2 separate regions of the Mus musculus genome follow, and region 1 is linked to region 2. A link is a contact called in ENCODE POLR2A ChIA-PET data. All regions are on one chromosome and are shown on one strand. Each heading gives the region's core, a stretch centred on a gene start or an enhancer-like site at or near the end of the contact. The rest is flanking DNA. Distances are from core to core; before and after follow the strand shown. Region 1 holds the start of S100a6 (S100 calcium binding protein A6 (calcyclin)). Region 2 holds the start of Ilf2 (interleukin enhancer binding factor 2).

What was found. ChIA-PET counts read pairs that join two places held with the same protein, here RNA polymerase II (POLR2A).
Region 1: POLR2A ChIA-PET joins it to region 2 with 18 read pairs in Patski. The contact joins the promoter of S100a6 here to the promoter of Ilf2 in region 2. POLR2A ChIA-PET finds 5 or more read pairs at or near these places in 4 of 5 experiments (Patski and embryonic stem cell).

What each region holds. Positions count from the first base shown.
Region 1 is chr3:90,609,309-90,614,583 of GRCm38, reverse strand. S100a6 (S100 calcium binding protein A6 (calcyclin)) reads right to left here and starts at 1,690. Exons shown (of 3, transcript NM_011313.2): 1 at 1,358-1,690; 2 at 680-841; 3 at 170-393. The coding sequence starts at 817. The coding sequence ends at 262. S100a5 (S100 calcium binding protein A5) reads right to left here. Exons shown (of 3, transcript NM_011312.2): 2 at 4,623-4,773; 3 at 2,804-3,073. The coding sequence starts at 4,760. The coding sequence ends at 2,930.
Region 2 is chr3:90,474,693-90,480,528 of GRCm38, reverse strand. Ilf2 (interleukin enhancer binding factor 2) reads right to left here and starts at 4,328. Exons shown (of 14, transcript NM_026374.3): 1 at 4,284-4,328; 2 at 3,465-3,524; 3 at 3,167-3,209. The coding sequence starts at 4,288. n-TMcat11 (a tRNA gene) reads left to right here and starts at 4,598; the gene lies at 4,598-4,669.

The sequences.
Region 1 (5,275 bases), core at 441-2,940, 140 kb before region 2:
CCTCCTCTTCTAATACCCATAAAGATTCCTGGTCAGCTGGCAGACCTGGCCTGGTGGGCCAATGAGCTACTACTCCCAGAGTTTAACTGTGACTAAGACCACTGGATGGTGGGTCCAGCAGCAAGGCAGGAAGCAACTGGAAATCAGTGGGAAGCCAGAACACATGAGTAGGCATAACAAAAACGAAATATTTATTGTATAACTACCCACCACTGGATTTGACCGAGAGAGGCCCCCGGAAGTCATCTCAACGGTCCCATTTTATTTCAGAGCTTCATTGTAGATCAAAGCCAAGGCCCCCAGGAAGGCGACATACTCCTGGAAGTTTACTTCCTGATCCTTGTTACGGTCCAGATCATCCATCAGCCTTGCAATTTCAGCATCCTGCAGCTTCTAATACATTAAGAAGGAGAAGTCCACACTCAGTGGTGGCCAACACCCTAGATTCCTTACCCCTTCCCTGGAAGTCCTCTCTCAAACAAGTGCTCGTTGGGACCAAAGATGGGCCTTCAGCTTGGGTTTACCTTGATTTACTCTCCTCAGCCCCTGCTCCTCCCTCAGGGGACAGGGCAGCATGGAGGCATACGAGCATCCCTCCACAGGAAGTAAGATCAGGAACTGTGATTAAATGCCACTCAGATGAGAGGCAGGAGGGGGAACCGGGACAGGGGCTACTCACGGAGCCAATGGTGAGCTCCTTCTGGATCAACTCCTTCAGCTCCTTCTTGCTCAGGGTGTGCTTGTCACCTTCCTTGCCAGAGTACTTGTGGAAGATGGCCACGAGAAGGCCAATGGCCTGATCCAGAGGGCATGCCATGACTGATCACTGGGCTAGAAGAAGCTGTTTGACAGAGGGGCTAGTCAGTGCTGCTGATAGCAGAGAGTTCTCTCACCACCCCCCTGCCTGAGGCAGTCAGTCTCAAGCCAACACAGGTGGCAGCCGGGGCAACTTAGGTGAGGGATATAAGAATGGAAGGGGCTTTGGGATCTGTGAGCACTGTCCTCCAGGGCTTCCAAGAGAACTAGGGCATATGACTGAGCAAGGAAGAGAATGGAGAGTGCCCCTGGGCACCTCCTGACATAGCCACACACTGGGACGATGACACACCCAGGGCAAACCCTCCTGCACCCCAGAAGAGCAGACTCAGGTTGCCGCCCCATAGGGATGCATTAGCCTCTGGGTTTGCCTGATACAACCCACCTAATCATGGCTCTCCCTGCCTCCCTGGGCTCCGAAAACTTGGATCCCAATGCATTCCACCCACTGAGCCTGCAGAGGCTGACGGGGGAAGGAAGTGGCTTAACCCCTTGCCCAGGAGCAGAAAGACCCTAGAGGGACCCCCCAGCGAGAGCTCACCGCACGGTCGACAGCGAAGCGCCAAAGGAGTGGTCGAGGGGATGGAATGTGTCGCAGTCTGGCCGGCCTTATAGTGGCCAGCATCCGTGAGGTCCGCCCAGGGAGTGCTGGCACGCCCCGACCCCACCCAGCGCCTGAGGCAAGGCAAACGAACATCCCAGCCCCCTCAACTTTCCACGCCCCTGTTGCCTGGACTGTCCAGGATTAGGAGCGGAATGAGGGAGTTTAGCGGGCCCTAACGGGCCCAAAGGAGACCAGTGCAAGCCAGAGGCATCAAGTTTTCTCTAATTCCGTGTTTAGTTTTCCCTTCTGGCACGTGACTCGAAACTCTGGCTTGTGTGCTGAACCTTCTGCCAGCCCGAGAGCAGTGTCCTTAAAGTTAGCATCAGTGTGAGGGGGACTGGGAACCACACTGATGCTGTTGCCCTCTAGTGGCAAGGTCCCCAAGTGAGGGAGGGGAAGCAGTCTGTCTACCACATCCTCTAAGAAATGGTTCTCACTCAACCTGACTAATGCTGCGGCCCTTTAATACTGTTCTTCAAGTTGTGGTGGTCCCCCAATCATAAAGTTATTCTCGTTTCTACTTCATAGCTATAATTTTGCTACTGTTATGAATCTTAATGTGTATATCTGTGTTTTCAGATGGTCTTAGGCAATTCCTGTGAAAGGGGTCTCAACCCACAGGTTGAGAACCACTGGTCTAAATCTTGATATATAGCTAAAGACGTTGATCCCAAAAGGTAGAATTTTGAGCCTTGTATCAAAGGGGGCATGGGGAAAGAACACAGTCTAAAAGATTTTAAACAGCATCCCCCACCAACCATAAATTTCTAGCAACATCACTCGCCTCCTCCCACTCACTGCCTGGATTTTCATCCTTAGAGCAGCTTATGCATGAATGTGCACATAGTAGAGCCAAGCCCAGCGAGCATTCTCAGTTACTCATCTCAAGTGAAAAGTTTTGAACATTTTCTCCTGGGGTGGGGGGGGGTAATGGGGAGGAGTCTTGAGAAGAGGAAGTTGGTAGGGTGTGGGGAGGGATTAGCATCCTGAAGTCACTCTTCAGTGAGTAATGGGAGGGGTGTTCCTGGAAGGGAGAGGAGAAGGGCTCCTGGGGTGGTCTCCTGCGGGCTATCCCCAAGTCAGACCTGCGGGACCATCACTGCTGGGCCACAGCCCATCCCTCTGGCCTCCTAGCTCTCACGGCCTTTTCTCTTGTTTTCTCTGCATCTTTGCTGTCTGGGCAGCTTTGTTATTTTACAGGAGTGCAGAACAAAGTCAGGACACCTCCAACAATGTCCATGATGAAGGACTGCCAGTGAAGAGGGATGAGAGCCCAGCTCCTGCTATCCACAGACCACCTGTGTGTGGCCCAAGGCTTAGTGGTCCAAAATGTCTGTTCTCCCCTGCCTCAGCCAAGACACAAACCACCTTAAAACCAGTGCGTGTAATGGATAAGGCTTTATTTCTCTGCTGGAAGGATCCATCTGGGAGAAAGAGAAGGGCAGGGGCCATAGGAGGGGCAGTTAAAGAGGCTGCAGAGGTCAGGATCAGGAGCTGCCAGTGTCCTGGTCATTTGTTGTCCTCTAGGAAGAAGTCATTGTAGGCCATGCACAGCGTGGTCAGGAACACAGAGTACTCCTTGAAGTCAATCTCCTGGTCGCTGTTTTTGTCCAGGCTCTTCATCAAGTTATCAATGCTGCTCTCCTTCATCTTCTACAAGGGCCCAAGAGGAGGAGACTACTCAGCAGCCCAGCCCCAGCCCACACCTTTACCACAGGACCATATTCCAAATGAATTACAGTAGGAAGGCTTAGTCTAGCCTTTGCTCCTGGGACATCTTCCCATCCAAAGAAATAATAATCTGTAATTCATACCAATTCCTACTGAAAACAGCTTGAGGTCTGGCTATGTGGCCCTGAGCATCATCCTGAGCTAAGTCCTAGACTTATCCTGCTTGCACTGTAAGGCCAAGCTGGTAAAGGATCCAGACATCACCACTCTCTGTAAGATCAGTATACTGGAACTGAGAACCCAGCATGCCCCCTACCCTAAAACCTGGCCTGGCACCAGATGTCCTCCTCCCAGTTTGGTCCCTGCACCCTGGCTCTACTAGGAAGTTGAAGACAGAGCCTTAGGGTAAAACAAGGAGATGCAAATTTGTAGACCCTGCTTTCCCTCCATTGCAATCAGTTCTAGGTCTCCCTTGGATGCAGGATGTTGCTAGTCATGATGCTGGAAACTGCTTCTCTGGAACACGATCCTGGTCCCCAGACTGGGCTCCTCCCCTGGGGCTCTGTCCCCCTAATTAGCACCAGATGAACCAGAGGTCCTCCCCTCTACCTTTATTAGCTCCAGGATAGCAAAACAGTTTCTGGGATTGACTGTGTATGTGCCAGGCCAGGTGTGGGGGCACTCAGAAAGCAGAGGCAAGTGGCTCTCTGTGAGCTAGAGGCTGGCCAGGTAAGAGACTACAGAGTGAGTTCCAGGGCAGCTAAGTCTACACAGAGAAATCCTATCTCAAAAAGAAAAGGAAATGTATATGCTATGGTAAACTTCACATGCCTCAGAGAGAGAGGTCACAGAGGCCTAAGAAGTGTGGCAGCTGCTTCGCCACTGCCCGTGGACATACTCCAGGAACCTTGTCTCCAGGGGGACACTGGTATTTAGGACTTCATTGTAAAAATAAATAAGAGGTTGGTACCCAGGCCTAGAACTCCAGCTCAGTCCCAATGGACAAGGTCTCGGATATTTCCAAGGTTCGGTTATTCTATGGAGTAGACCCTCACATCAGCCTATCATGGCCATCCAATCAGATTCAAAGCTCTCTCCTTCTCACCCCATGTTCACAAATCAGCCTATTAGTCTATTTGTTAGCATCACTTAGGACCTTGGCTCTGCCAGGCATGGAGGATAATCAAGAAGGATCTCTACCCTCCAGTCGTACACAGCCAAACCTAGCACCCCACATCCCTCAGACCCTCAAGATCCCTAACACAGGCTATGCAACCCATCATCAAAGTCTCCTGTATCCGATTCCTTAGCCTCCCATGGGCAGAAGTCCATCCCCAGACTCACCTCCTCCTTTCCAGAACAGAGGTCTAGAGACTCGATAGCCAGGGATTCCCCAGCTCTTTCCTTGTCTCTGGCCCTTCCGCAGTCTGGCACTTAAACTGCTTAAACTACAGTACCCTGAGAGTAGGTGGGTATCTCCCAGAAGGAGTGCTCAGAGCATGTGGTGGGATATGGAAGGATAGTCACCTACCTCTGCAAGACTCAGCTCTGTCTTGATCAACTCCTTCAGTTCTTTCCTACTCAGGGTCAGCTTGCTACCCTCTCTCCCTGAATATTTATGGAAAGTGGTGACCATGGTGGTCAGTGCCTTCTCAAGAGGAGTCTCCATAACGATATGTACCCTGGACTAGGAGAGAGGACAATCACAACACTGGAGAAGCTAAGCTTGCTCCTCACCAGTCATGCATACCCAAAGACCCTCTTGCAAACAAACCACCACTGACAGGAGTCCACAGTGAGACCAAACTCCACCAACAAGGGGAAAAAAATTGTGTGTGTGTGTGTGTGTGTGTGTGTGTGTGTGTGTGTGTGTGTGTGTGTGTGTGTGTTGTAATGAGAGCCATGGCAAACACTATAACAGCTAAAGTTGTAAGTCCAACCCCCAAAGAAGGTGCAGCTTCCCTGATCAAGACATGCTGACAAAGAGAGTATAGGTTCAGGTAGAACAGATGAAAGGGTCAGGATTTGTCTCTTCCCTACTCACTTCCAGCCACAGTTCTCACCTAGTCACCCTCCTTTATCCTGAGGCACCTGAGATGGAGTGTCTCACAGTAAAGGGGGTCAAAAAGAAGTCCAAGGGTCAGAGGGGGCTGGGGCTGAAACTGGGAGATAAGGTCTCAGCAG
Region 2 (5,836 bases), core at 3,079-5,578:
TTAAGAGCATTGCCTCCTCTTCCAGAGGTCCTGAGTTCAATTCTGAGTAACCACATGGTAGCTCACAACCATCTGTAATGGGATCCGATTCCTTCTTCTGGTGTGTAGATGTATGTGCAGACAGGGCACTGATATACATAAGCTACATACATAAATCTTTTAAAAAAAGGATCTCTGTGAGTTATTTGAGGCTAGCCTGGTCTACGGAGTAAGTTCCAGGACAGCCAGAACTAAGTACAGAAACCCTGTCTTGGGAAGAAAAAAAAAAATTGAGAAAGAAAATACATAAGATTTTTTTTTTTGATACTACAATAGGAAAAGAAAATTGTTATATCCTTGTAATCCCAACCCTTTGAAGAAAGAGACAGGAGAACTAGCAGTTCAAAACCAGCTTCATGAGATCTGGTCTCAAAAATATATAAACAGGACCCAGTGAGATAGCTTGGCAACAAAGGCCTAAGTCATCAATTCTGGGACCCACACAGAAAACTAAATCCTACAAGTTGTCCTCTGATCCATCACCACACACTTGCTGTGGTGTACATGTAGTACTGACTGTAATAAAAAGAACTTCTTAAATATAGAGGGACTAAAGAGATGGCTCAGACTGCTTTTGTAGAGGACCCAGGTTCAATTCCCAGTGCCCACATGGCAGCTCACAGCTCTCTGTAATTTCACTTCCAGAGGATCTAACACCCTCACACAGATTATATATGCATATGTATATAATATATAGTACATATATACATATAGAAAGAGGCAAAACACCAATGTATATAAAAGTATATCATTTTAAAATAATGAAAATAATAATAATAGAGGCTGGAGGGATGACTTAGCAGTTAAAAGCACTGGCTGTTCTTAAAGGGCCCAGGTTCAGTTCCCAGCACCCACATGGGTCTCACAACCACCAGTTAACTACAGTTCCAAGGAATCTAACTCCCTCTTCAGCTTCCTCTGGTACTAGGCATGTGTGTGGTACACATACATGCAGACACACACACATAAATCTTTAGAATTAAAAAAACAAAACAAAAAAAAAACGGGCCAGAGAGATGGCTCAGCAGTTAAGAGCACTGACTGCTCTTCCAGAGAACCTGAGTTTAATTCCCAGCAACCACATGGTGGCTCACAACTATCTGTAATCGGATCTGATGCCCTCTTCTGGTGTGTCTGAAGAGAGCAATGATGTACTCATATATATATATATATTTTTTTTTTTGGTTTTTCGAGACAGGGTTTCTCTGTATAGCCCTGACTGTCCAGGAACTCACTCTGTAAACCAGGCTGGCCTCGAATTCAGAAATCCACCTGCCTCTGCCTCCCAAGTGCCAGGATTTTAGCCAGGGCGTGTGCCACCACACCCAGCTAAAATAAATATATCTTAAAAAACAAAAAACTAGAAAAGTCTACATTTAATTTTATTTTCCCCAGGGACCATTTCAAAGCCAGTACACCTTACAACACTTGTTTTCACCTCCTTCAGATGTTCAAGTCCAAATGCAAACCTTGTTTTTCTGTTATTTCTTTTGAGACGGGTCTTATATAAAATCACAGGCTGACCTGAACTTGCTATGTAGCTGAGGATGACTGTAATCTTATCTTCCTGTGTCTTCCTCCTTTGTACTTAGATTATTAGTGCGTACCCTCATACTGATATATGAAATGCTCTGGGCTCTGTGCATGCCAGTCAAGCACTCTACCAACTGAGCTACAACAGCAGCCTGAGTACTCATTACCTTTATATAAAAAGAAATAAAGGCCCGGCAGTGATGACCCTCATCTTTAATCCCAGCTCTCAGGAGGCAAAGGCAGGCAGATCTCTGTACATTATAGGCCACCCAAGGCTGTACAATGAAACCCTATTTACACACACACACACACACACACACACACACAAACAGAAATTACCCAGAGGCCAGAGAGATAACTCAGCAGGTGAAGAGTATTTGCTACTCTTGCAGAGGAACCAGATTTGATCCCTAGCATACCCAAGGCAGCTCACAACCTCTGACAAGTCACCTCTTCTAGCCTCCAAAGGCACCAAGCACACATATGGTAAATATTTATATAGGCAAGTACTTTATACATACACATGAAATTTTTTAAAAAAGCAAGCCAGGTGGCAGACACAAGTGGGTTTCTGAGTTCCAGGACAGCTAGGGCTACACAGAAAAACCCTATCTAAAAATCCAAATATAAATGAAGAAAGAAAGGAACTGATTATAACCCATCCGCCATGTAATATAGTACACACTTTTAGAACTGTGGAGGCAGAGACAGGCAGATCTCTGATTTCCAGGCCAGCCAAGGTTATAGATACAGACACTGTCTCAAAATAAATAAGTCCTAAAAATTATTTTTTAAAAAGACATTTTTTAGACAAATATTACAATGAAACTGTAAAGGAATTATTTTTCCTACCTTGCTGACTCTGTTTTCTATGTTTTGTTTTTGTTGAGACAGTTCACTCTAGTAACCCAGGCTGACTTTGAACTCTGAACATGGTCCTACTGCTCAGGCTTCCATTTCTGGGATTACAAAAGGATTACAGTCTCTTTAAAGACTGACTGGTGAACTGGCTTGTTTTTTTAAATATTTATTTATGTGTATGTGTGAGTGCCACAGTGAATGCATATGCATCCTGTGTGCATGAGCCTGTGGAAATCAACAGGGACATAAGATCCTTGGAAATTAGAATTACAGACAGATGTGCACCGTTATGCAAGAACTGGAAAAAATTTGTAGCCTCCACTAGAGCCATGTTATACCTGTAGCTATACCTATAAGTAGATAGTGACATATAATAAATACAATAATAAAATAAAATTAGGTGTTAGGGATATAGATCTAACATGTTCAAGGTCCTGGGTTCAAATCTCTAGCACTCATACTAAGTAAATAAAAATTTACACCAGATGTGGGAATGCATGACTGTAATTCCAACATTCAGGAGGTTGAGGGAGGAAGATGGTGAATTTGCAGTCAACTCAGTAAGTATTCATAGAGTTCCAGGCCAGCCAATCATACAGAAGACCCTCACTCAAACAAAGAAAAGATCCACTCTTGAATCCTACTCCAAACAGTATCTGACTCCATTAACAAGGGGGCTCCATTTCTACACCTATAAGTGAACAGGAAAGTCCTCCAAAGCCAAAATACTCACCAAATAAAAATCAAATGGGATATGGGGCACAAAAGGCCTGAACCTGAAACATGAAAACAACCCAAAGTTATTCAAGCAGAAAGCACAAGAGAGGTACACAATGCACCAACCAATTCTGTCTTAAGAATTGGAAAAGTTTCTGAGCTGTATCATTCTTAGCAAAAGGTCAAATCCACTTAGTAGGACATCAGGAAAAGAAATGCTTTTCGTGACTTTCATGAAATGAAATAGAACAATCTACTCCAAACCCCTTTCTACTGAAACAAACCAAGGCAAAGATGCAAACAGCCACACTCACCCTCCACCAGGCCCTCCTCTGGAACCAAAGCGCCCACCACGACCACGTCCTCTGTCACCCCTAAAAATACATACATTTTACTCTCAATTCGCTGAAAAAGGTCTCCATCACACCATCAATGTTATTTCAATTTGACTTACCTTGACCGCCTCGAACTACAGAAGTGGATAGATATTTCATGCTCTCTTCTCCCAGATTCCAAATGGTGCCCAATGACATCCTAATTCTGGACTTTTCCTTTTTCTTGTTTTTGAGACGGAATCTCATGTATCTCCTGCCTTACCTCCCAAGTGCTGTGAGTGCAGCTTTCGACACCACACCCCACTTCTAATTCAGGATTTTATCAAAACTCACATCAGGAAAATACGAGTTTCAGAACCTGATATACATACCCCTACTAAGGTAACCTACGATCGTGAGGCACACCAGTCCTAATATGCACAGTAAAGTGACTTATCATTTATTAATACAGCATTAACAGTTACGAGGCATGTACTATTGGTCAAACACTAGGTACCAGAAAATTGCGCAACGCTCCAGCCTACTTATTGCGCACGGAGGGAGATCTTCCTGGGCCGTTAAGACCTCTCCTCCATCCCCTCCCGGCCCCCGAGACCCAGGTATCAACACAACTCCCCCTGCTGGGCCCCGACCCCCTCCGGGCCCGATTCCCGGAGTCCGCCAGCCTCCTCCTGCTCCACTCCCCCGCGGTCAGGCTTTCCGCCGGCCGCCCAGATGCAGGCCCTTGTTCCTCCGACTCCATTTCAGCCAGGCCCCCGAGACTTCGGCTGGAACTTTCAAGCACCTCTGTCCACTTACCTCATGGCTCGCTTAATCCTGAACAATGGAGGCCACACAACCGCTCTTCGCTGGGAAGAACTAGGCTGGCTGAGAAACGTCTGGCCGGCGTGTCCCAACAAACGCCTGCGCGATAGGCTCCCGCCTCACTCCGTCCCGCGCGTTTATTGGTTAACGCAGCAACCAATGAAAAATGCCCTGTAAAGGAGCCAGCCAATAAGAAGACATAACAGGGATGAAGGCAATTTTCCCCACTGACAGCGGAGGGCGTTCAGAAGTTGAGGCGGTGAATGGTAAGCTCTTCTATGGAAAAGAAGAGAATGCTACCAGTGGGTAGCAGAGTGGCGCAGCGGAAGCGTGCTGGGCCCATAACCCAGAGGTCGATGGATCGAAACCATCCTCTGCTATCGGAGGCTTTGTTTTTAAAATTTTGACAATCTAATTAAATTTTCCTTTCCATAACAAGAAATACAATTCTTTTTTCTTCTCCAACTTTTTTTTTTTTTTTTTTTTTTTAGATAGCGTCTTTTTCGGTCATCCTGACTTACATAATACTCGTTAGTGTAGCCCGAGCTGTCATCAAACTCAGCAATCTCCAGCGTGTGCCGCCTCACCTGAAAACATAACTTTTACCTTATGGAAATATGAGAAATAACTTAATTCCACTTACCACCACTATTCCCTCGATAGCATTACTATTATATGATTCTTTTTATTGAAAAAAATTCATACAATATATCTTTTTTTTTTTTTTTTTTTTTTTTTTTTTTTGGTTTTTCCGAGACAGAGTTTCTCTGTGTAGCCCTGGCTGTCCTGGAACTCACTTTGTAGACCAGGCTGGCCTCGAACTCAGAAATCCGCCTGCCTCTGCCTCCCGAGTGCTGGGTCATACAATATATCTTGATCACATATTTCTCTTCCCCAGTTCCACCAGCTCCTCCCCACTTCGCTATGTTAGGTGATTCTGACAAGTATTGGTGTATTACTTACTTTCGTAGGCATATATTCCTTTCAAGTAACCTAACTGCACCTTCATTAAAATAGGGAATACTTTATCGTGTTAGCAAGGTGAGTCAGCAGGTATAATCGCGACAACCTGAGTTCAACCTCTGAGACCCACAGTGGTGGAAGGAGAGCAGCGATTTCTGCATTTTGTTCTCCGACCTCACTATAAAGGTTGTGGGTGTGGTGACACCCATAAACACAACATAAATATAACAGAATTAAAAAAAAAAAAAAGAACGCTATTTTGGCAAACATGGTGGAGCATGCCTTTAATTATAGCACCTGAGAGGCAGCAGCTGGAGGATCTGAGAGTTCAAGGTCAAACTATTCTATGTAGCCAGTCCATGCCAGGTAAGTCTACATAGGAGATCCTGCCTCACAAAAAGTCTTTCATCATCTCAGAAAGGTAACCATATTGGATTTCTACCATCATGGGTTAAGTTTGCCTTTAGATTTTCTTTTCTTTCCTTTCCTTTTTTCTTTTCTTTTTTTTTTTTTAAGATTGATTGATTGATTATGTATACAGTATTTTGCCTGCATGTATGTTTGCAGGCCTGGAGAGGGCATCA